Linked DNA regions of Mus musculus: regions 2 and 3 are each linked to region 1. A link is a loop called in an ENCODE intact Hi-C map of the cell type or tissue named here. Cell type or tissue: left cerebral cortex. All regions are shown on one strand. Region 1 has its middle 38 kb from the start of Dock9. Region 2 overlaps Dock9 (dedicator of cytokinesis 9). Region 3 overlaps Dock9 (dedicator of cytokinesis 9).

What was found. Peaks named below come from ENCODE experiments on the same cell type or tissue, not always from the same donor. Only the 100,000 strongest peaks of a DNase experiment are listed, where the experiment ranks them.
Region 2: a loop joins it to region 1, with 2.5 times the contacts of the local background. A loop is called at or near these places in 4 of 42 quality-filtered maps.
Region 3: a loop joins it to region 1, with 2.3 times the contacts of the local background. A loop is called at or near these places in 2 of 42 quality-filtered maps.

Annotation. Positions count from the first base shown.
Region 1 is chr14:121,732,405-121,740,404 of GRCm38, reverse strand. It overlaps a transcript of Dock9 not described here. Among named protein-coding and RNA genes, the nearest start is that of Dock9, 38 kb to the right of the region's middle. In left cerebral cortex, a CTCF peak has its summit at 4,524; DNase peaks (open chromatin) are centred at 4,542, 5,974, 6,341, 6,858 and 8 more places; H3K4me3 peaks cover 2,714 bases; H3K27ac peaks cover 2,996 bases.
Region 2 is chr14:121,630,885-121,638,884 of GRCm38, reverse strand. Dock9 (dedicator of cytokinesis 9) reads left to right here. Exons shown (of 54, transcript NM_001081039.1): 14 at 3,646-3,728; 15 at 4,259-4,381. Among named protein-coding and RNA genes, the nearest start is that of Dock9, 64 kb to the left of the region's middle. In left cerebral cortex, a CTCF peak has its summit at 4,311 (motif pointing left); DNase peaks (open chromatin) are centred at 1,717, 4,032, 4,283 and 6,732.
Region 3 is chr14:121,672,604-121,680,603 of GRCm38, reverse strand. All of the region lies in intron 2 of Dock9 (dedicator of cytokinesis 9), which reads left to right. Among named protein-coding and RNA genes, the nearest start is that of Dock9, 22 kb to the left of the region's middle. In left cerebral cortex, no CTCF peak of the experiment used is centred here; DNase peaks (open chromatin) are centred at 1,343 and 3,468; H3K27ac peaks cover 1,494 bases.

The DNA of each region.
Region 1 (8,000 bases):
GCATGTACATGTACTGTGTGGTGTATATTATGCGGTGTGCACTCTGTATGGGTGTGTGCAGTGTTGTGCTGTGTATGTACATGTGTGTGTATGCACGTGTGTCTGGGTATGTGTGCATGTATGTTTTGCTGTGTGCATGTGCTGTGTTGTGCTTTATGTGTCGTGTGTGTGTACTCTGTATGTGTGTGTTGTGCTGTGTGTTTGTATATATGTTGGTGAGCATGCATTCAAGCCTGGTTCAATGTATGGGTAACAGATGTCAGTGCAGAGATCAGAGCTTAATGTTAAGGATCTTCCATCACTCTCCACTGTATTTATTGAAGAACAATTTGAATGTAGAGCTCGCTGATTTCTGACTAGCCCAGCTAGCTAGCCTGCTCCTTAGATTCCCTGTCTGCTTCCTAAGTGCTAGGAAGTGCTAGGTGGCCACTATCCAGCGTTTACAAAGGTTCTGGGGCTCTGAACTCCTGCCCTTCTGTCATATGGAGCATCCCCGTGGCTCCTGGTCTTCTAATGGCATTGCTGCCTGGTGTTGCGTGTCAGTCCAGACCCCACAGAGCCGCTGTGCTTTGTGTGTGGCTGTGCCTTCACTGCTTTGGTTTTATGTGGCTTTTTAGATGCATTTTCAAAGAATACCAGAGAGAGAGACAGACAGAGAGAGACAGACAGAGACACAGAGAGAATAGAACAAGACATCGAGTCATTTGGGGATCATATGAAAGGACAGTGAGCTGCTTGCTCTGTACATGGCTTTCTGATACTTCCCTGGATATTCAGTTGTTATAGTTAAGGATTGTTATATCTTGGAATGGCAGCCTTTTTCTAAATATGCGTTGTAAGTGGGAGGGCGCACCCTACATGCAAACAGGGAAATGTATTCTGTCAACCAAGAACTTCTCTATCACCCCTTCCCTAAGAGTCACGTGATTCACTGTGGTGTCACTGAGTCTGTGGTGGAAGGACCTGAATTTGCTGTGGATCAAAAATACTAATGTTGATTGTGAATGAGACCGCAGCACAGACCTGCCTTTGCAGACTGTATAGAGTGCTGCTTTAGAGACACGTGGCCAGCCAGATGGGGTAGCTCTCTGTCCATGTCCGTGCTCATGTCTCTGGGTACCTTAAGCAGCACCCACCTGGTTAGCACTCTAGTGAAGAGGAGAGGTGTGCAGAAGTCAAGACCACACGCCTCGCATGTTCTCCTATGCTCGACTGCCAGCAGGCTGTTACCATTACGTGTAAAAGGTTGTCTGAAGTTGCTTACACGTGTTTCCATGGCAGCAGGCGTCTCGGCATTTTCACCGTTTTTAGACTGTATTTCCTCCTTTCCTTGGCTTGTCTGTTTTCTCATTGATGCAAGATTAAACAAGCAGCATATTTAGGTCAAGGAAAGAGATGTTTGCTAATAGAGATGCTAGGCGAAGCATTCTGGGAGAGTGATTTTTTGCAGCAGACGAGAATCCTTTGTGCCTTCAGCAGCAGCAGCATCTGCAGCAGGGTGGCTGTCTGGCACTGCCTTTTGCATTTTGGGCAGGTTCTGAGATTGAGAGCAGTCCCAGGCAGATCCAAGGTGCCAGCATTTCCCACCAGCCCATGCTAATCCTCTGCACATTTGCTTTCGTGTATTAGCTGTGTGGCAGTTTGCTGGGGGGAAAAAAACCCGATACTTTCACAGTCTTGGTGCATCTGAGGTGTGTCATCTTGATTTTGCACCACCCACCCTTCCTGTTCCACACGGGGAGCCTGGATCCTTTTTCTTTTTTGTCAGACTGTTGGGCAGGAACGGATTCTAGTGTAACAGCCTGGCACTTCCTTCTGTTCCGGTGCCGGTAACTGCTTGTCGTGAAGATGGTCCAGAGGAAGCCTGTGTCTGACGAGCCAAAGAAGCTGATGTGGGGATGGTGTAGAGATCGCTAGAAGTCTGGATGTGCACACTTCGGGGATGGGCTGCACTACCAGCGTGATTCTCTTCAAAGGCATCCGTACCGTTTTTGAGAGAAACTGTGCTTACATGTGCAAGCAGCCGGGAGAGAGTAATGCCCTTGAATATACAGCATACAATTGGTCAAAAGAAGACTCTGAACTATCGATCGCCTTCTGCCTGGTAAAATGCTGTCTCATTTAATTAACAAGTAGCTTAATGGTGTTAGCATAAAGCTAGTCTTTCGTTGTGAAGCAGCTCACATCTGTTTCCATATGCTTATGTGTATATCTATCTCTCTCTATATATATGTAAATATGCATATATTGTCTGTATGAATGAGTAACCAGTAATCTTAAATTTAAATTTGAAGCACCTCTTTGCATGTGTGAGGATGCTGTGTATTAATGCAAGGTAAGTGCAGACAGGAGATGGAGAGCGGTGTCTTGTTAGACTAGTTCTCTCAAGCAGTTTACAGCCTTCTGGGTTCTTGGTAGTTTTAGCGGTCATCTGTAGCAAAATGCATGTTCAGACATTCACGTGTGACCCCCTTCCCCACTGATGGTGAATTATCCAGCCTCTTTATCTCTCAGCCTTTTACTTGGCCAGGCTTGTCTTACTAATGGCTTGTGGTCAGTCCTCTCATTCAGGGAGAGCCCTGTAAAGGGATCATGAAAGAAAGCTGTGCTGCACACAGAGACAAATATGTATAGTTTTATTTTTCTTAAAACTCAATTCTAATGTGTATGGGTCATGAGAAGAAGCTGAATTTGACCCGGTGCTTCCGTGTTCTGCCCCTGCTTGAAGAGGCGTCAAGTCACAGATGGGTGTGTCTCTCAGTGACCTCTTCCGTACCAGGTTGCGAGGAGGCACATATTGGTCTCCTCCTCCCTCAGGACGCCTTGCCATTTTCCCTTCTGTTCTAACTGCAGTTTTTGTCAGAATGAGTGGGGACAAGGACATGTGTGAGTTTGCGTGTGAGCCTGGCAGGCGGTTGCTCAGTAGGGTGAGGCACACAGACAGGCAGGAATGCTGCCCGAGGAGGGGGTGTAGGTGCCCTGTGTGTACCTTGGAATTGGATCTGCAGCAGCTCAGGGAGGGTGTGGGGTTTTGTTGAGGGGCTTGTGTGGCTAGCACTCAGAAGGCTCAAGAGGAGGAAGGGAGAACATCATATAAGATGTCAGTTGCGGCTTAGGAGTCAGGGTTATATTTGGTATGGAATGGAAGTGGTGCTATATTAACTGTTGAATATTTTAAGCTCTGCCATATTTTGAAATATCCTTTGGAGAATAACTGCTGTCAGAGAGTAGAAGGACTAGAGCCCATTACTGTGTGCTTTTCTATCACCTACCCATAGCCAGCCAAGCTTAGGACCTACCTGAGTTGGGCTAGTCAGGGCAGTATTCCCACCCTGTGCAATAGTGCTCCCACCCTATGCAATAGTGCTCCCACCCTGTGCAATGATGCTCCCATCCCGCGCAATGGTGTTCCCAACCTATGCTGTAGGCTTTTGCTCCTTCTAGCCAGACCGACTTGTCTTTGGTTAACCTGACTTGATGACCACCCCACCCCTGTGCTTTTCTTTTTTTGATGGCACCAGACAATAGTGACCCGCTTCTGGCTTTGTCAGACCTTTGTCAGGCCTGGGTTTCTGACACGCTGTTCCTATGTACCTCGTGGGCCACTGCTGCCCACCAAGATGCCGCTAGGTGGAAAGACCCAACTGGACTTCTGGATTCTGTGTGTGCTCCCTGATCCTCTTTGTGCACATCAGGCAGAGTTTGTCTTTGGGAATGAAAGTCAGGCCACGTTCCTCCTCTGCTGCAGAATCCATATAGAGGTCTGTCTCCACAATGGGATCACCCACCCCACACTTCCTCCTCTCCATCTGCTTGCTTTTCCCTTGATCCTCCTTAGTATTCACTTCACTCTGGCCATCAAGGCTTCCTGGGACATCGCCATCTTGCCTTTGTATGGCTCTTGCCTGGGCTCTCCCAGGTCTTTGTTCAGGTAGCCCTTCTCAAGTGAGGCACCTACAGATGCCCAGTATTACTCCAGAGCATCCCAGCAAGACCTACCCACTGTCACCTTGGGTCATCTCCATGCAAAAACACACTGACCTGATCTTCAGATACATGAGGGTCCTTGCTAGGGCCCCCAGCTTTGTTTGGGAAGGTGTCTGTCTTATCTGTAGCCCTGGTGATGCCTCCAACGTGTGACTTTGCCAGAAGTGTCAGCAGGTAACAACTGAACTGCATCCACCCTTCCAGCTGCAGTTTCCAACCTGTGGGTCTTGACACCTGGGAGGGGATCCAACAACCCCTTCATAGGGTCACCAAGACCATCGGCAGACACACAGATCCTTGTATTACAACAATACAGATCCTTGTATTCATAACAGCAAAATTACAGTAGTGAAGTCGCAACGAAAAGTGGTTTTTGGTTGGGGGTCACCGCCACATGAGCAACTGTATTAAAGGGTCACAGCCTTAAGAAGGTGAAGACTACTGCTTTATAGTCTCTAACCACTCAGTGCATACCAAACCCTGTAGGAGGGACTGTGTTTGTTCATGGTGGGATAGGCTGAAACATGAGCGCCCCCTATCTGTAGAGACTAGAAATCTCCAGGATCTGCTCACCAGCCAGAGCCAGATGGATACCCTCACAGCCACGTTTTGGTCTCAGCGAAGTTTCTTCTGGACCAGTTTTGCGATTTTTCTCCTGTTCTATACTGAAGCACACCATGGGTAGCTAGCTTCCTGAGAAGTGACACTCACTGTAAGAATGGATGATGGGGGGGGGGGGCGTGAGGCTGGCTTGGGTGGGGACAGTGAGAGGCAGTGAGGTACATAAGTGTGATTCTGGGGAGGTGGCTCAGTGCTTAAGAGCACTCGCTGCTCTTGCAGAGGACTGGACTCTGGGTCTCACCCACCTGAGGGGCTCTGAGACTTTCTTCTGCCTCCTTTAATACCCACATCCACATGCGCATTCTTGTCCACAAACACACATACGTACATACATATTAATGAACTGTTATTTCTTTAAAGAGTGCGATTCTGAAGCCAGCCTTCAGGGTTGAAAACCTACATCCATTACTTCCTCGATGTGTGACTGCGGGCGTCATCTGTCTGCTCCTCGTTCTCATCTGCTCTTTATCTTCTGAATTCAGATAAAATGGTACTTATCGCAGGGTAGTAAGTGACTGACTTGTCCGAGGCTCTCAGGGTGGGCCCCGTTGTGCCAATTGTAAGCAGTTGCATAGTTGCTGTTGTTTTTCTGTTTTTTTTTTGTTTTTTGTTTTTATCTTCTTTATGACAAGCCTGGAGAGAAATCTCTTCTCACCATATTCCTAATGATTGTGTTTTCCTGAGTAACAACTGCATAAGTGTGTTTATGTGGGGGTGGAGGGTGGTTTGAGATAGGGTCTCTTAGGCTGGCCTGGAACTTGGTATGATTCAAATTTCACTTGCTTCCTAAGTGCTGTTTTAAAGGCATGTGCCACCATTCCAAACTTGCTTTGATTTCCTTGCCTCGCCTTGCCTTGCCTTGCCTTTTCTCTCCTCTCCTCCCCTCCCCTCCCCTCCCCTCCCCTCTCCTCTTCTTTCTTTCTTTCTTTCTTTCTTTCTTTCTTTCTTTCTTTCTTTCCTTCCTTCCTTCCTTCCTTCCTTCCTTCCTTCCTTTCTTTCTTTCTTTCTTTCTTTCTTTCTTTCTTTCTTTCTTTCTTTCTTTCTTTCTTTCTTTCTTAAGACAGGGTCTCATTATGGAGCTTTGGTTAACCTGAAATTCTTAGTGTAGACCAGGCTGGGCTCAAATTCACAGAGATCCACTTGCCTCTACCTCCTGAGATCTGGAATTAAAGGTGTGCACCACCACACCTGGCTACTTTTTTGAAGTTGATAGGGTTTCAGACTTCTGAGAGACCCTCTCTACTCTGACAGGTACAAGTACCGGAAGGACTTTTAACCGATTAAGTCTTGCTTCTTGTTTCATGGTTGTCATTTGTGACAGTACGCCTGGTCCCATCTGCTTATTTTGATCTTATGTGTGTGAGTCACTTTTGGAATAAGGCAGTATGTAAATCAGCAAGCAGAGAGCTATATGGTGAAGAGGGGCCTCCCTGTGATCATCAAGAGAAGCAAGTCAAGCGCAGATGTTTGAGTGCAGTCTCCAGCTTTGTAAGGTTGGGGAATGTAAAGTGTCTACAGGAAGGTTCTGTTTATATTTAAACGACGAGGGATCCTCTCCATTTACCCTGGAAAACGAACCTATCTGGTAAGTGTAGAATGATTGAAGTTCAAGTCAGTCTGTCTGTCTGTCTATCTATCTGTGTGGTTGTACATGTGTGTCCTGGAGTACCTGTATATATGTGTGGAGACCAGAGCACAGCCTTTGGATGCTTTTCTTAGGCTCCATCTATGTTATGGTTTGTTTTATGAGAGTGTCTCACACCAGCCTGGAATTTGCAGAGTACCTAAGGCTAGCTGGCAACTCTCAGGAATATGTCTGTCTCTAACTGCCAGCTCTGGAACTACAAGTGCATGCCATTGTATGTGTATTCGTGTGTGTGTGTATGTGTGTGCGTGCACACACGTGCACGCGTGCGTGCATGTGCGTACGAGTGCGGGTGTGCGAGTGTGTTCTGGGTATGACACTGCTTCCGGGTTCCTCTGCTTCCATCTAAGACCTTTCCCTAGTCTTCCCATTTAAATGTTGACTGCCAGTTCTAGCACAATTGATGTGGAAGATTGAGTTGGGATCTCATTCTTGAGTATAGATTTTTCCTCGGGATTTTTGCTTTACAGAGTAATTGGACGTATTAGCTCAGTGCATTGGGAGTTTGTCCTGATTGCTTGTTCTTGCTGGACAAGCGGCAGCCCTGGAGATGCTCACATCCAGGCTGCTGTAGCTGATGTGAGGGTGGCACATAGGTTGTCTGGCAGGAGGCCAGTCCATCTAAACCTTCCACTGCAGGGAAAGCTCGTAAGCTGAAGCAGACATTGCCAGTTCCACTTTCTTCCTCTGAGAAAGTCCCATTCTGCTCAAGGCCAGCACTGTCAAGTTTGACTTCCTTTCTGTAGTTGTGGGAGAAGTAAACACCTCTTGTGTTGCTGTGTGTGATATATTGTGTTTCTGCTGATCATAGCTGAGGGAAAGAGAGGCTGGTCAGTTAGAACCGGATTGCTGCTGCATACCGGGAGTAAGGGCACAAAGGAAGAAAAAAAAAACGACTAGTCTTCAATTTTTCTTGGTGTGTGTGTGTGTGTGTGTGTGTGCACGCTCGCGTGAACACGTGCGTGTGTGTACCTGTGTGTACATGTACTTCTGCTGCACACATGGAGGCTAGAGGAAATCTTTGGTGCCATTCTCAGGAACACTGTACACTTCATTTGAGACAGGTTCTCTCCTTGGCCCAGAGCTCACTGCTAAGGCCAGACTGGCCAGCGAGCCTGTCTCTAACCCCTCAGTGCTAATTACAAGTGCACCTGCCATTTTTATGTGGTTCTTAGGGATTGAACTCAGGTCCTACTTGAAGGGCCTTTGTTGACTGAGCCGTCTCTCCAGACCCTTGAGTTTCTTTCATTATGTATATCATTTATTATCATGTTATTTATATCCCATTATCATACTGGGATAATGCAACTCTTTATTTTGCTCATTGTAAATTTAATATTTTAGTTTTTGTCCCTACTACCTTAAAATTGAAGTTTTTTTCATGGTTAAACTAGTATAGAATTTAGCCTTTCATAGCATCAAGATTTTTCTGAGTACTTAACTTCCTTCAGACTTGGTCCTTTCTAGTTCTTACAAAAACCATTGACTGTGAAGGTCTTTTGACTTGTATGCTAATTAACAGCCATTTGACATTGGATACTGTTCGAAGAGCACAGAATAGATGACACCCTTCTCTTTTGTGTCTGTATATATCTTTGGGATGGGGTGCATTGAACTAGGGGGCAGGCAGAAGGTGTAAATGCAAAATGGTGGTGTGTTAAAGAGCTTGAGGCATTTGGGAAGAGTAAAAGCTGGGCTTTGTTGTAATTGTTCTTCAGTAATACCCTCTGCCTGCCTTGCTGCATCT
Region 2 (8,000 bases), 100 kb after region 1:
TCATGAAGATGTGCACACACATGTACACAGTCTTTACACACTCATGCAGATGTGCACACATGTGTACACAATCTCTAAACACTCATGAAGATGTGCACACACATGTATGCAGTCTTTACACACTCATGCAGATGTGCACACACATGCACACAATCTTTATACATGTACAAACATGCACATATGTACACAATCTTTACACTTGTGCAGACATGCACACACACGTACACAATCTTTACTTACACATGCAGACATACATCAGGCATGATGCACACCACACATGAAAAAAATAAATATTAAAACATAGAGTACAGTTACACATATTTATTGATTGTCCTTTTGTTTTTTTTTTTTTGTTTTTTGTTTTTTGTTTTTTTGTTTTTTGAGACAGGGTTTCTCTGTGTAGCCCTGGCTGTCCTGGAACTCACTTTGTAGACCAGGCTGGCCTCGAACTCAGAAATCCACCTGCCTCTGCCTCCTGAGTGCTGGGATTAAAGGCGTGCACCACCACGCCCGGCTTTGATTGTCCATTTTGATTTTATGTCCCTGGTTTCTTTTTGTCCATGTAGAAAAGCCCAGGTGTAGGCACATGCCAAGTGTATATTCTGTCCCTTTGCTAAGTTCCAGCTCCTATGTGTCCAGTTCTTAATAACTGTTCTCTTAACCACGGAGCCATCTCTCCAGCCCTTAACGAAAGCCTTCTCACATGTAAATAAAACACATCATTTGCTATTCTGTTCTGACAAATTAGTATTTCAAAGGAATTATTGGCTTGATACTAAACTTTGTCTCGTTTAAAAACACATGTATTGAGGTCAACCATTGTTGATGTGCCCCTTGGCTTCTGGAGTCATATTGTAACCCACATTCTAGAATTACTAAGTATCAGAAGTTACTGAGTCTAGAAACTTAGAAAATAGAGACCTACACCTCTTTAGTTGTTTTCTTGCTGTCCCATGGCTGGTGTGGCAAAGGACAATTGACTGTGGCTTTCTCACAGCTGTTCCTTTGTGTTGGAACAAGCTGTTGAGTGCTGCCATCCATGCCAGTTTTAGCTTTTCAGAGGGTGTTGGTTTGGTTTGATATTAAGTGTTCATTTGAGAGAGGGCCTCTGTGCATGAAGAAGGACTGGTCAGCCAAACCAGTGTGAGTGGACATGCCAGACCTCAAGCAGAGGTTTACCAGGTTGGCTCAGAGATTTGAAAACTTCATTCCTACAGCTACCTGTGCATCCTAGGCACAGCCACCAGGATGTATAGAGTAGTTGTTAAAGAACACGTTCATGGATTAAGAAGGCCTGAGTGCCGAGGGCCAGCATTGCCAGGGTACTTATGATGCCTCTCACCTCTGTGGCCCCAGTGTCCCACATGTGAGTGAAATAACGTTGCCCAGCCTGTGTTCCTCACAGGGCCAAGGTAAGGATCACACAGGCACGAAGCAGGCGGTGCTGAGAACATCACACATCCCATGAAAATATTCCCGAGTCCAGCCCCCATCAAGTAAAAGCCCATTTACCAGGCATCTTCAAACACTCTTTCGGCTGATAGAAGTTAAGTAGAATATGTTTCCTGGAGAGGAGCCATCTTAGTATTTCAAGCCAAGTCTGGAAAAGATTGGCTAAGAAGTTCTTTTAAGCCTTTTATTTTGGTGAATCAACAGTGACCTCAGATAAGGCTGTGCTGGCAGAAGGCACTTCCAAGGTGCATATGCGTCCACGTTCCTTCTTCTGCCTGCACGTGTAGGAGCTAAAGTCCGGCAGCCCACGCTGGTGCATCACGGTGGGCCAACCTCTCCTTGGCCTGCTTCCCAGCATGACTCACTCCTCCACAGTGTCTCAGTAAATCAAGGCTCAAGGCTCACCCCATCTCACTCCCGGAGAGAAGTTGGGATAGATTGCCATGGTGATATTATCTTGTTCTGCCAATTAAAGCTTTGTCTTCCTTTTGTCCAAGCCATGCAGTATTCACCTGGAACATCACTTGGAACAGGTCTTCATTGTGCAGGGTGGGGGAGGGCTCCAGAGGAGACTCATGCACTGAGTTCCTGCTTCCACAAGTATTTTCTATCTGTGCCCTTGGTTGGCTCTCATTCTCCACAAAGGAAGATGTATATCTATTAAACCCTTGTGTGTGGCATGGATTTTACCCTGCTGTATACTTTCTCATGGCTGCTCCAATCTTTTTAGGGAATTTTTGTGATGCTTGAGATAAGATCCAGGCCCTTAGGTGTGCTAGGCCACCATTCCTTCCTTAGTGATTTGTTTGAGGCAAGATCTTACTATGCAGCTAAGACTGGCTTGAGATCCTCCTGCCTCTGTCTCCTAGTGCTTGGATTGTAGGTGTGCACTATGATGCATAAATAACAATCTTGAACATGTTTAATGTAAGCCCTTGGAAGGAAGCCTTGGGTCTTTGTTCATAGACCATGTACTCCCAGATCTCAGGGAGGGAGGGAGGGAGATAGACACACACACACACACACACACACACACACACACACACACACACACACACACACACATATACAAACACACACATACACACCACTAAAATGAAAGGGTGTACTAGACACTCTCCTGACACCTGTTTGAACCAGGATTGTTTTCTGGTTCGCCCTTGAAGACAGTGATGTCTTCCACAGCACGATTGTGAAAGAATCAGAGGTTTTTAGTGAGAACGGATTACACCGTAGAGACTTACTGATCTGCAGAGGCACAGAGCTGCTCTGATGGACCTTTGGATACGCGTCTCTATTGCCCTTGTCCTATGTCTTTTAGTGAGTGCTTCTCACACTTGATGGTATATGCAGACCACTGGAGGGCCTGCAGCATACAGATGTTGACCCAGAATAGTTAGGCTGTGCTCCAAGGCTATCTGACAGTGACCCTGAAGTGAGCCTAGAAGGAAACAAAGGCTCCCAGATGTAAGCAGTTTTTCAAAAGCTGGTTTGACTTTGATACACTCAGAATAAATGACTTTAGACTCCTTCCTACACACACAGCATTCTGGTCCCCACTTGACTATCACAGATCATGGGACATGGAAGCGTGAGGCAACTGATTGCTGATAGACCCGCACTTCATACATGTCACTGGCCAAAAGCCAATATGCTTAATGTTCTCTATCAACCAAGAACAAGTCAAAATTGATCATGAGGCAGTGGTAGTGTTTATGAAGGGAAAGTGCAACAATTGAAGGCTGGTGTCTGATTTAAGCCAGTACCTTATTATGCCTTCACAATGCATGTCTCCTGGGTTGTGATGTTTGCTAGGAGTTAGGAAAACTTAGTATGTTCATTAGTGTTTTCATTAAATTCATTAAACAGATATTTGGGCATGGATACCTCAGTGGCTTATAATTAGTCCTTAGTCAAAAAGAAATAAAGTCTGCCAGAGGAAGGATGCTGGCCAAAGAGTAGCCTGCATCTTGTTTGCAAAGACCAGTAGGGTATAGGAGCTTCTTGGAAGTAACACTCTGTAATCTTGAGAATCACTGCCAGGGACTGAATAAAGAAGTCTGCCCTGGGATTGAATTCAACCACATCAGTGCCGTAAGCAGGGCCTGGTGGTATGGTGAGGGCTCGTGGTGGTAGCCGCTCTGGCCTCAGTTCTCCTGTGGCTGAGCATTTCACGGCTGTATGTTGTTCCAGGTTGCCCAGAAGGTGCTGAAGAATGCCAAGCAGGCATGCCAAAGACTAGGACAGTACAGAATGCCATTCGCCTGGGCAGCAAGGTAAGGGAGAACGCCCTTTATAACTGGGATAGACTGATGGACAGCTAGACCAACAGACAAGTAGGCCTACCTATTGAGTTGATTATCCCGAGTCAGAGATTTAAATTGGTGAAATCAAAAGTAAATAATCACCCATTCTGAGCATGCACTTAGCAAAGGCCCATAGCCGAGAGGACTCCAGTAGGGCAGACAGGAGGTTTGTCCTGAGAGAGCCCAGGCCCTGGCCACGTGCCTGCAGCTCAGATGGTGCAGCTGGAGAGTCCTGGAGCGTCCTCTCTCTGTGTCCCTTCCTGTGTCCCATATGAATGTGTGTGCTGTTTCCTCAGTATGGGCTTTTGGCTGAAACTGTTTTCTGTGTAAATTGAGTTAGTTGTGGTCATCCTCATTAATACTTACCACATTGGCGGGATAATGAGATTTCTGTTGGCCACAGCCAGTGGAATCATAATTCGTCTGTGTGCAGAGACCAGAACTGTCCTTATTTTGGTCTTCGGAAACCCAGCTCTTGAAGTGTTGTTTCTCTGTTCCAGGACGTTGTTTAAAGACACCTCTGGAAACCTGGATAAAAACGCCAGATTTTCTGCCATCTACCGGCAAGACAGCAATAAGCTTTCAAATGATGACATGCTCAAGCTGCTCGCAGACTTCCGGAAGTGAGTTTGACGGTGCTGCTTGTTTGTCTACCTGAGGAGCTTTGTGGTGGGGAGGGAGAGATGGGGACAGCCATATAAATTATGTCACTCGGAGTTCACAGGGCAGAGGAGAAGTGCGTGTGGACAGAGGACAAGGGATGGATGGTTCTTCTTAACTTGAATTCTCACTGGATGTGCGTGGCATGGGTTGTGGGGTAGAGGGAAGCACAGGCAGGGCGGAGCCTACTTGAAGGACGCCTGTCAGATGGAAAGGTTGCTGCAAAGCTCCTACAGGAGGAAATCAGAAGCAGTGGGCTGCTTCAATTTGTCAGAGGTGCAGTCACTGGTCCATGGCTTCCTGATGGGTGTTAGAAAGAGGATGGCAGTCGCCAAAGATAAACAGTTGGCAGGTTTCTGACTTGCAAGATTGAGTGAAGGCTCCCCTGATACTTCTAAACCAATGTGGGGAAAATGATAATTTACATAATCCTTACTTTATGAAGTCCATCGGCTTCTGTAACTACAGCAACCCAGGTCAGTTAATAATACCAAGAAAGGTACTGCAAGCTAAAAGCTTAAAGGGCTGTCTTTATGACCACTTCTCCTCGTCTGCAGGAGACAATTCTTTCTGCCTCCCCCAGTTATTCTGGTTCCCTGAGCTTTCCTTGGCTTGTAGCAGATCACTCCAGGCTGCCTCTGTCTTCCCATGGCCATCTTCCTGTCTGTCCCTGTCTTAATCTTTCACAGGTGTCTCAGAGCAGCACACAAAGACATAAGCAGATACTCTCAACCTATCTCTACATACTGGCTTTCAGTTTTGTCTGGACAGGGAAGTGTGCCTTTCAAGGAATGTTCTTAAGTCCATTTACCATATCTTATACACACTTATGTTGTGATGGGTAACAAAGGAGAAATACTGAACATATATTACATGTCCAGAACTGGATTCCCTGCTGCTTAGGAGTTAGTTCACGGAAGCTCAGAGCATAGTGACATTGATGTGTAAGAATAATGTTTCTGTACATTGTATAAAGTTTACCCTTGTGTTACTCAGATGCTGATTTCTTTGCCCTCATATCTTGTTTCAATCCAGACACGACATTGTAATATTTATACAAATAATCTCCCTCTTTGTGTAAACAATTCTTACTCTGCCTTGTCAGTAAGTGTTGGTCACCCAACAACTGGGCAAACTAGAGACTAGGGCATGATGTCTGCCAACCAGAGGAAAGAGTGAGGGCGATTCAGACCAGCGAGGTTGGAACGTTTGGAGCCATGAAGAAGAGGTCCTGAGAGAGATTATGGAAACACACAAGACTAACATAGAAAGGAAAGATATATCATTTCACTGCTCAGCAATTGAGGTACAGCTTTAAATAAATCTTGGCTTCTCTGTGTAGTTAGTGTGGACCAGCATAAGGTAAAGAAATACAGCCGCCAGTTTAATTCACTGCTTACATTTATATTAAGAATAATTCATTTACAATGCCGGGCGTGGTGGTGCACACCTTTAATCCTAGCACTCGGGAGGCAGAGGCAGGCGAATTTCTGAGTTTAAGGCCAGCCTGGTCTACAAAGTGAGTTCCAGGACAGCCAGGGCTACACAGAGAAACCCTGTCTCAAAAAACAAAACAAAACAAAACAAAACAAAACAAAACAAAAAAACAAAAACAAAACAAACAAAGAATAATTCATTTACAGATGGAGCCCCATGTTGGGTGCCATTTTGTTGAAATTTGGCCTGATTCTTTCTCCCAGCCTCACGTTCCCAGAAATAAGAATCAGACTCAGAATATACTGACAAATACCTTGGCCATATAGCTAGGCTCTACTTCTGACTAGATCGTAACTAAAATATGCTGTTTTATTTTCTGCCACATGGCTGGTTACCTGTGTTCAGGTACCATGTGTCTGTCTCCTTATATCTTCCTAGGAAGAATTCCCATGCCTGGATCTATCCCAAAATCCCTTCTGTCTCCCAGATGTCCCACCTCTATTTCCTGTCTAAGCCATAGACCATTGGCGTTTTAAATTGACAGGTGATGCATCCATACAACACACAAGATAATCTCTCAGCATTGATGGTTTGTTCTCAATGGTCAATTAAGTATAGATATGCTGACCCCCACATTGTGAGAAGAAATGGAACACAATTATATCTCAAAGCACAGTTATTATCCTGGTTACAGAATGGTTGAACGACCACTGAATTTGTGTAGGCAAGCTTCAAACATCGTTTCTCAGAAGTCATTCCCACATATAGTTGGGGCAGGAAAAAAATGATATAGGCTAGAGAATTTTCCTGTGAAGATTGTTGAACTAAACTTGGATCATTTGAAATCTGCCTCTTAAGGAAATCTATATAAAGCGGTAACGATGCCATTCGTTCGTGGGTGGTGATACTAGGAGGAGGTGAAGCTCACTCCTCTTAGGTGCCTACATTTGAAAGTATTATTTGTAATACAGTTTCCGAGCCATTGAAGAAAATTGTACGGCCATAGCTTTAGCCTCACAGCTTTGGCTAGGGCTTGTTCCTTGTTGAATGGGATGTTGTAGTGTTAAGTTGTTCACATGAAGAGTCAGATGAAGGCCCTAGCACCTAGAGAATTTATATTTGCATAAAATTCACACGGCTGAGGATTGATTTCCCTGAAGAGGTTTTGTGGGGGTGTCACTGAGGAAGTGTACGGTGGCGAGGAGCGCGAGAGAGTTGCTGTCCCCATTGCTGGTCACTCGACACATCTCTCACAGTGGGCACAGAGGCATGGTGCAGGGTGAGACTGACTTTTCCTAAGTTCTCTTGGTCAGAATGTTTCCAACTGAAAGCCAAGGGTGTGGAGATAGTGCCTTCCTCACCGGTTTGCTCTGAGGAAGTCAGGGAGCTGATGTTGTACCCAAGTACAAACAGAAGGAAAGTAGAAATGAGAGTCCCCCTCATGATTGTGGGATACCCCACCCCAAGATGTATGTATTCCATCCACATCGTCTTTGATCCTAGTGGAGGAAGAACGTGGGGTTTTGAGTGATGATCTAATTCAGGTGATCAAGTTTTCTAAGACAGGCTGCTCACTGGGTAATAGTGCCAGAAAAGTCTTAAAAGCTGGAGGGTGGAACATTTCGAGATTGGGAATACAGCCAAATGTTGAATCTGCTGCCTCCTGTATATATATATATATATATATATATATATATATATATATATATATATATATATATATATATATAAATAATATGTTTCATGAAGAACTGTCTTCCTTAGTTTTACCTCATCCCAAGGGAAACACATAGGAATCAACTTAGATTATTCACCTGTCCTAATCTGGCACTTTGTGTGTGTGTGTGTGTGTGTGTGGTCTGCAGTACCCTAGCTGAGACTCCTATCCACACGGAAACACTGGGGGAGGGGCGTGTACCTCCTCACGTCCCTGTTTGAGTGTCATTTGTCGAAGCCAACTTCAACAAGTTACAAAGAAAGGATCAATCACTGTTTATCTTAAAAGTAGTCTTACGGAAAAAAAAATCTTAATCACAAATCTAAAGTTTTATATAAAAATCAGCCGTTTTTACTTTAAATCCTCAGGGTGCACATCTACTCATTAACATTCTTTTACTAAATTATATTAGGAAGCCTACAGCAAAA
Region 3 (8,000 bases), 60 kb after region 1:
CAGCGAGGCAGGAACAGTGAAGTCTGTCCCAGTGGCAGGACTTGGGTGTCTTTTCCTTGGGGGAAGCAGGAACACCCAGGAAGCTCCTGCCTCCCCTGCTGTCTGAGTTGATGCTTGAGGTCTTTCAGCCTAGAGCTGTGTGACAGACAGGAAGTCTGGAGGTTAGTAAGGAGCAAGGTAAACCATCTCCCTAGTGACCCAGGACCACTGCAGTCTGCTCAGAGGTTCTCTGTCCTGTTCTTCTGGACGTTTCCCAACAGTTTCCTTAGAGAAAGCCAAAGGTTATCTGAGGTTCCTTAGGCCATGAAGTGTGTGTTTCTCTTGGTGTTCAGGAGTAAATTTGTTTCTTAGTCTTACAAAAGCTATATTTATAGACATGAAAAAAATTGCTTAAGAAAGAAAAATCCAACATTAGTGTCTGGTATCATCTTTTCTCCCAGGGACAAAGGACCCAGATATTCAAACAGTGTAAAGTCAAAAGATTTAAATTTGGAGGAAATCCATGCACCTCTCTTGCCCAAAACCATTTCTGTGATAATCTAAGGGACAAAGAGCTTCACCGTCCCCATTCTGGCCGAGAATAAATGAAGGAGTGTTGGTTTCTGTTGTAGGAAAATTGTTCCAAAGCTGAAGGAGTTTGGATGTCGACTGTGGCCCACATCTTGGCAGTAGTGACAGGTTGCAGCTGAGTTTGGGCACTGTTCTCATATAGACTGCCACTTTGTCATGAGAGAGACCTTTATACCGTGCTTCCTTGTTGATCAGTGATGATATCAGCTGTCTAATTACAGTGTAGTTAATGACTTAGCAATGCCACAGATTCCCCCTGTCTCCATTTTGGTAGCAGAGTAGAAGCATCCCTGATAACGGTTCCTGGAGGCATTGTAAACACACCTCGTCAGGGAGAAGCCTCCTTTCTCATACAGAAAAGGATGACAAGCTTAGGAAAGGGGTTAGACAGTAAGCGCAGTGCACGCGAATGTGACAGTCGCCCTCAATGAGCAGCTGCCGTGAACTGTCGCAGTAGCAGAGCATGGCGTAGATGTCTGCCAGGTGTGTGCGAATGCTCATACGTACACATAGAGGTCCTGCTGCCTTAGTGTGCTTCCAAGTGGGCAGGCTGACATTGAGCCCTAGGTCTAATTTTATATCGTCCTAGAGCATAAAAGGCAGTAAATACCGGAAAGGATGTTTGGAGGCAGTTTATAGGTCCCACTCACATTCCCTAAAAGTTAGATTCGTTGTTAGTATAAGCCGTGGATACATGGGAAAGGAAAGAGTGTGTTTCCTCGGCTTCTGAGTATGTACTTGAAAGACCCGAGGACAGAGATACAAAGATGACTTACACAAGATGCTCCATAGGTGGTGAGTCACAGGAAGAAGAGGATGTCTGTGCACAGATGAACAAGACATCACAGTATTTACTTGTGGGGAAGGAGATGCTTACGGGCCTGTGCTGCCACACCCAGGCATACCACACTTGCAGTGGTCAGTCATAGAACTGTGTGCAGCGTCAGGGTGTCATCCACGTGGGATATTAGTTTACATTCCCAAACAAGGTATATCCGTTGTGGGATATTAAGGTTTCTATGGAACATCTTGTTTCATTTCTATCTTGTTGTGGGGTGGGGTGGGGTGGTATTTTGTTTGTTTGCTTTGAGACAGGGTCTCAAGTACTCCAGGCTACCCTCAAACTTGCTACGTAACCAAGAATGCAAGAGGATTTAAGGTGTCAGCGAGGATGGAAAGGATTGGTGGTTCTAGGTGTTCAGAGTCAGGACAAGCCTCGGGAAGTGTGGCTGCTCCAGTCTCTGTCGGCCACATCCTGACTTCTGTCTCCCCTCCCCTGCCCTCCCCCGCCAATTCTTTTCCTCTTTTACTTACACACAACCCACAATGATGTACAAACCAGGAACCTGAAAAGGAAGCCAAGTGCCAGGACTTACAAAGGCCTGGAAGTTCCCGATCTCATTTCCCATCTACGCTTTGGGAAAGAAGACAGTCTGGGGAAGCTAGCTGTGCAGCTGGGTTGAGAGTGCATGCATTTAATACTCGAAGCCTGCGGGGAGGGGCTTAGCTTTGCCTGGTATTTATGGCCGCACATACAGATCAGAATCCCGGATTTCACACTGCTGAAAACCGAGGAGAGGAGAATGATGGTTGCTCGTAAGAAGCAGGAAGTTTAAAGCACATCCCGTGAGAGCCTATTCTAGAAATATGAAGACTAACTCACTGCAGGCGACCAGAGCCTTGGTGAGCACTGTGCTTATGGAGGAGGGACAAACACTGAAGGACAGGGTGTGTTGCAGGGACCCTGGCTGGAGAGTGTAATAGCTAGAGCTGCTGGCCTAGCATGAGAGGCCCCTCAGGGTTGATCTTAGCTCCATAAAACAAAACTAAAACCCAGGGGAGACGTGCCTTGGGAACCATCTTATCTTCACTCTTGCCTCTATTCACTGCTGAATGAACAGACGGGCTCAAGGGTGGAAACTTGAGGGTCCTGAGTAGCTAGGAAGAGATACACCATCTCCAACCGGCCCATTCCCAGATGTCACCGGAAGGTGACAGCAGGCTCAGAGAGTCCTGAGAGTGAACTTTTCTTCTCCCTCCATCGGGTTCATCCTCTCCAGCACTGTGACTTGGTCTTTGTTTAGACTGCCTTTATTGTTGTTTCTGATTTCTTGGTGTTGTAGGTTATTTTTAAATTCTCGATACAATGTGTTTGTGTATGTGTCTATGCATGTGAGTGCAGGCACAGGAGGAGGCTACAAGTGTAGGATTCCCCCAGCTGCAGATAGGTGGTTGTTAGCCACAGAGATGGGAATGTTGGTAACTGAATGGGAATTCTTCTGGAAGAGAATTGTAACCTCTGAGCCAGCTCAGCCCTGGGGGGAATTTTTGTTTTTTAACATGATTTTATTATTTTGTAAAGTGTTCATGCATGTGTATGCACTTGTCTGAGGAGGCCAGACGAGAGTGTTGGGTCCCTGGAGCTAGAGTGACAGTTGTTAGTAATCTTCCAGTTAAGGGGATGCTAGGACTTGAACTTTGCAAAGAGCATATAAGTTTTTAAACCATGAGCCATCTCTTGAGCTTTGGGAGTTTAAACTTTCCTCAGAAACTAAATGGAATTCTTTGGGCCTTTTTCTTGTCCCAAGTTTGTTCATCTCCTTAATAACAGGTGAATTAAACATGGAGACTGGGGGCATGTGCATGAGTGTACTCAAGCATGGGTGCGCACACATGCCTGTATGTTGGGTCAGCTTCTCTATGCATGGCATTGTCAAAAATGAACAGAAAATGGGAGTTAATGGCCGGTAGCGGAGCTTTGAGGTGTGGTGTGGGAATGCCCCACACTATTTGAGTTTCTAGTCTAGCTTGGTGCTGGAGCCTCTCATGAGCAACTCCTGTGCTCTGAGACAAATGCCTCCTCCAGATCCTTGGAAAGATGCCGTGCCCTGTGCACAGTCGGTTGGCTGCAGCAGTTCCCAGTGTCCTCTGCTGCTATGGTTTCAGTGTTGCACTGTATCCAAAAAACGCCCAATGTACAGAGAGATCCAGCCACGTGGCATTTCTAAGCAGACGTCAAAGGGAGAGATGCTGTAGACACACAAGACACCATCCAGTTGACCTCAGGCCTGGGGTAGGGTCGGGGTCCGGGATGGGAGGGCAGTTGGGAGCCATCCTGGTAATAGACAGTAGGCTGAAACTGGAGATAACTTTAAAACATTGATGTGGGTGCCACATTCCTTTGGGCTGGCTGAACATATTAATAATTAAGAAATCAAGCCAGGGCTGTTTGTGTGAGAAGGCAGTGGGGGCTGGGCCAGTGTCTTCTGGGTGGCCTGGCCATGCTTTGTGCTCCCATCTCTCTCTTCCCCCAGGTACTGCGCACCTAGCAGGGGTTGTCCTTTTCAGTGTATGTTGAAGCACCGTTCCTCTGCATCAAGTGTGCAGAGGTTTGAAGGGATAATTCTCTAAATAAAGCCAAAATGATGACAAGGCTGGAATGCTTTATAACAGATTGCTAGGCAGGCTCTGCAAAGATGGTCACATTTTTTGTGTGTGGTGTCACATTCCTATAATCCCAGCCCTTGGGAGGTGTAGACAGAAGGAGCTAAAGTTCAAGGCTAGCCTTGGCTACCTAGTGAGTTTGAGGCCAGCATAGGTTGCATAAGACCTTGCCTCCTAGAGAAGAGCTTGCTGCTGCTCTCTGACCCAGTGTCTCAGTAGTGGCTCAGGCAAGGCCACCCCACCCTGGGCTGTCTGCTTGGGATCCCACCTCCCTTCCACTGGGAAAGCAGCCACACTCCCTCTCCTGTCTCCTTCTTGGTGTCTGAGAGAGGCCACTCCCAGCTTTCTGCTCCTGAATGAGAAGAGACAAATACTTGGTCCCTATCCTTGCAGCTGGTTCAGGTTACAGCCAGACCAGATCTCTGATGTAGTTCATTGTTCTCAGGGACTCTGGAGGAAGGGTGGGCCTTTTGTTTCAAGCTTTTAATTAAAATCATAAAAACATGATTTGTGTGCCCCAGTGGATATGCATAATTCCCATCTGAGTATTTTTAAATAGTTGAAGGCCATCATGAAGTGATTAGTAAGTAACCAGTCCTGTGTGAGTGGAGAGGTTTAGAAAAATCAAGATGACATAACTGTGTGCCGGGGACAGTAGTGTTCATCTAAATCTGTGTAGTGAAAAGTAACGTGGGTAGTATTAAGTCAAAGGAATGTCAGTGTTCATCTCATGGTTTTCTTTTGCCTGTCTGGTCTCTCATGGCTCAGTTGCTAGGACTCCGCTTGGGAAGGAGGTGGGGCTTAGAGTTCAATGTTCACAGAATTTCTATGTTGGAATTTCTGAGGCACTGAGGAAGTTGAAGGTCCTAGAAGGCCTGTCTGCGGATGTGTGGGGGCTGGGTGAGGGGTGGGGGGAGTTTCAGGCTTTCCCCGGGATTACACAGCCAGCCCAGGAAAGGCACACCTCCAGGGTTTCCCCAGCCGCCTCTCAATTCAATGTCCCTTCTCAGATTCCACAATGTGAAGATTAATGAAATGACTGGCTTCACATTTCTCCTCCTTGGAAACTTGAGCTTCTTGGTGGGGTGGGTGGGGATAAGGGGTTCAAGGTCATGTGTGTAAGATAGACCCCTGCATCATCCCCTTGGGGTCTGGACTTGGGTTAGTTTAAAAATGGGGAGCTGAGTTTAAGCTCAGAAGATAGGAGTGCAGCAGGACCTGGGGCAGTAAGGGTGGGGCACTGCCAGGTAAGGCACCTGCTGCCTCACTGTTTCCCGTCCCCCCACCATCCCCCAGCTGGCCCAAACAGCCCAGAAGTTCCCAACGCTGACCTTGTAGTTCAGGGCTAGCAGAGTGTTTGGAGGGAATCATTTCAGTCAACAGAGAAGTTCTTAAAGTAAAAATAATCTACTTGAAGTTTGAAGTTTCAGGCCAGACCGGGAAAATAGCCGTGTGTTTAACAACTCTTCTTGTTAGGGTCCAGGAACCATGCTGCATGAACCACTTCATTTCACAGAAATAAGAAGTTCATCTTGGGGGTTCCAGGTGCACGCCCCCCCCCCCCAATGCGTCAGAGGGGACATGTGCTGCCCTCTCTTCTGATTCAGCTACTGCAGTAGCTCTGTGGGGTTCCTCATGAGACTCTTGTCTGTCCCTGGACAAGGTAACTAAGGATCTCCTATGTCAAAGGCTGCCAGCATTTAACCTAAGGAACTGTACAAAAGCTACGCCTGACAGCAGCTGGGAAGTTTTCTTCTAAGTTGCATTGTGAACTTAGAGATTTCCATCTCAGTGGTTATTTGAGATGCTAACTATACATAGTTTTAGTCTTCAGATACACTTTCAAACACTCCACAGTAGGAAAAACTTCCTCTAACCCTTTCATATTAAAAGCTTCCTCAGTAGGATAGAGGTATAATTGGGTCTCTATTCCCCAGACCCCCGTCTGTGGATTCAGAAATCAGGCTGAGAATACTTAGAGAAAAGAAGGGTGTATGAGCATGCCGCTGTCTAGATGGTGCAGCATGCAGCTCTTCAGACCACCTTGTATTGGAGGAGGTGTTAAAAGTAATGGGAGACTGTTGATAATTACACAGGGGAATAGAATAGCATGGGCTCAATGCAAAACCTACCTAGGATAAGGGACCTGGGTATCTTAGATATAGATATATATAGAGAGAGGGACCCAGTCCCTCAAGGTCACTGAAGGATAGCTGTAATTTATTTCTAAACATAAAAAGAGTGGGGTTAGCCATTTGTATTAGACTATGTTATAAACTACCTTAAATTTGTATAGCTATGTTGGGTATTCCCTTTAATCTCTACAGATTCCTCAAAGAAGGAGTAGTAGTTGTCCCCTTTGCTATAGATGAGGAAAGTAAACTGTGAAAGATTAGGTAATTTGCATAATGTTACTGAGCAAGGAGAAGGGAAAGAACAATCTATTCTGCTATTCTTTGCTGGTTTTGATGTTGATTTTTGGTCCAGCCTTTAGCTGGAATAAGAATCTTAATGGATAGAAATAAGGCGACAAGCTCTGAGTGGTTGTGTACACCCCTAGTCTCAGCAGTGCTCAGAGGCTGAAGCAAGAAGATAATGAACTAAGGGCCACCGTGTGGAGTGTTATGAATTCCAGGCCAGCCCTGCTGTATGGTAAGAGCTTTCCACACAAACCCTAGAATCTCTACAGTACTAGAAAGAAACTCCGCCCATTGTTAGAGGGCCTAGGTACTCACTGAGTATAACTCTTAGGAGATAGACTTGGACTTTTTTATAAGCCTAATAAGTGAAACTATAGAAATGTAATGTTAATTGGTTTGGCATAGAGTATGGTCTGAATGTGACTTTTAGTACACAAAATCTATAGAGAGGTTAAAATAGTACATTTGCTTGTGCTATAGACATCCCTTGTCAGTTTCTGTAATGGATCAGAGAGCTTTTGTCTTAATAGGAAAAGCCATATATTCAAGTAATGGATGGTGATTGGCAGTTTCCCTTTTCTATCCCCATTGACTGTTTTATTCATTCGTTCTTGAAACATTTACAAGTAAGAAGAGATGTCTCTTGGCCTCAGAGGAAAAGGCATATGCCTGCATTAGAGTAGATAATCGAATCAACTGTTAAAACAAGTCTTGAGGACATTGTTTTAAGGCCAACAATTTATAGGGTCAAATATCAGCTTTTCAGGTCTGTAGACCAGATTTTGACCAATGTGACCAGGGTTGGTCAGACTCAAGGGAGCTGAAACTCATTTGATGACTCCACAATAAAAGCAAAATACTACTTTAAAAGTACATCAGAGAGTACAATAAAGCATCTAAGTGTTGTTGGCTTTGCATCTTTTCCTGGTAGAAATGTTGAAATGGGAAGCATGTTATAAACAAGTGGATTGCTGTGGTTGGACTTGAGTGAAGACAGTGAGGACTGGAGAGCTCGGGGCATTAGTGGTGCCTGCTCCATTCGTGACAAGTCACCAGACCCACCGGGGTCTAACCTGATGTTCTTACTGTGCAGCTCCTATTCTTTCTATGACCCAATTGATTAAAATTTTAGGGTTTTATCGGAAGTCAGTTGGAGTTCAAAGACAGTTTTTGACATAGCAAATATGTTTCGTTCTAGGCCTTTAAAAATGAAAACAAAGCATAATCTCATGGAACCCAGGCTTGTGGAGCTTGTTGAGCGTTTGAAGGTGACCTTGAACTTTTGACTCTACCTTCCAGGCTACAGGCATGTGCCACCAGGCCCAGATTCTGTGGTTCAGGAGCGAACCCAGGGCTTTGTCCATACTAGACGAGCACTCTACCAAAAGAGCTACATTCCTAATCCAGCCCCAACTCCTTAACAAAGCTGGTCTTAACCTGTTTGTGCTCTCTCTCCATCACCAGGGTGAGGTTATCTCTCTCATTTGTTCTGAGTACAATTTGAACTCCTGCTCCACAGTTTCAGCATCTTTCCCTAGATACACTTTGTTTGATACTGTTGTCTTC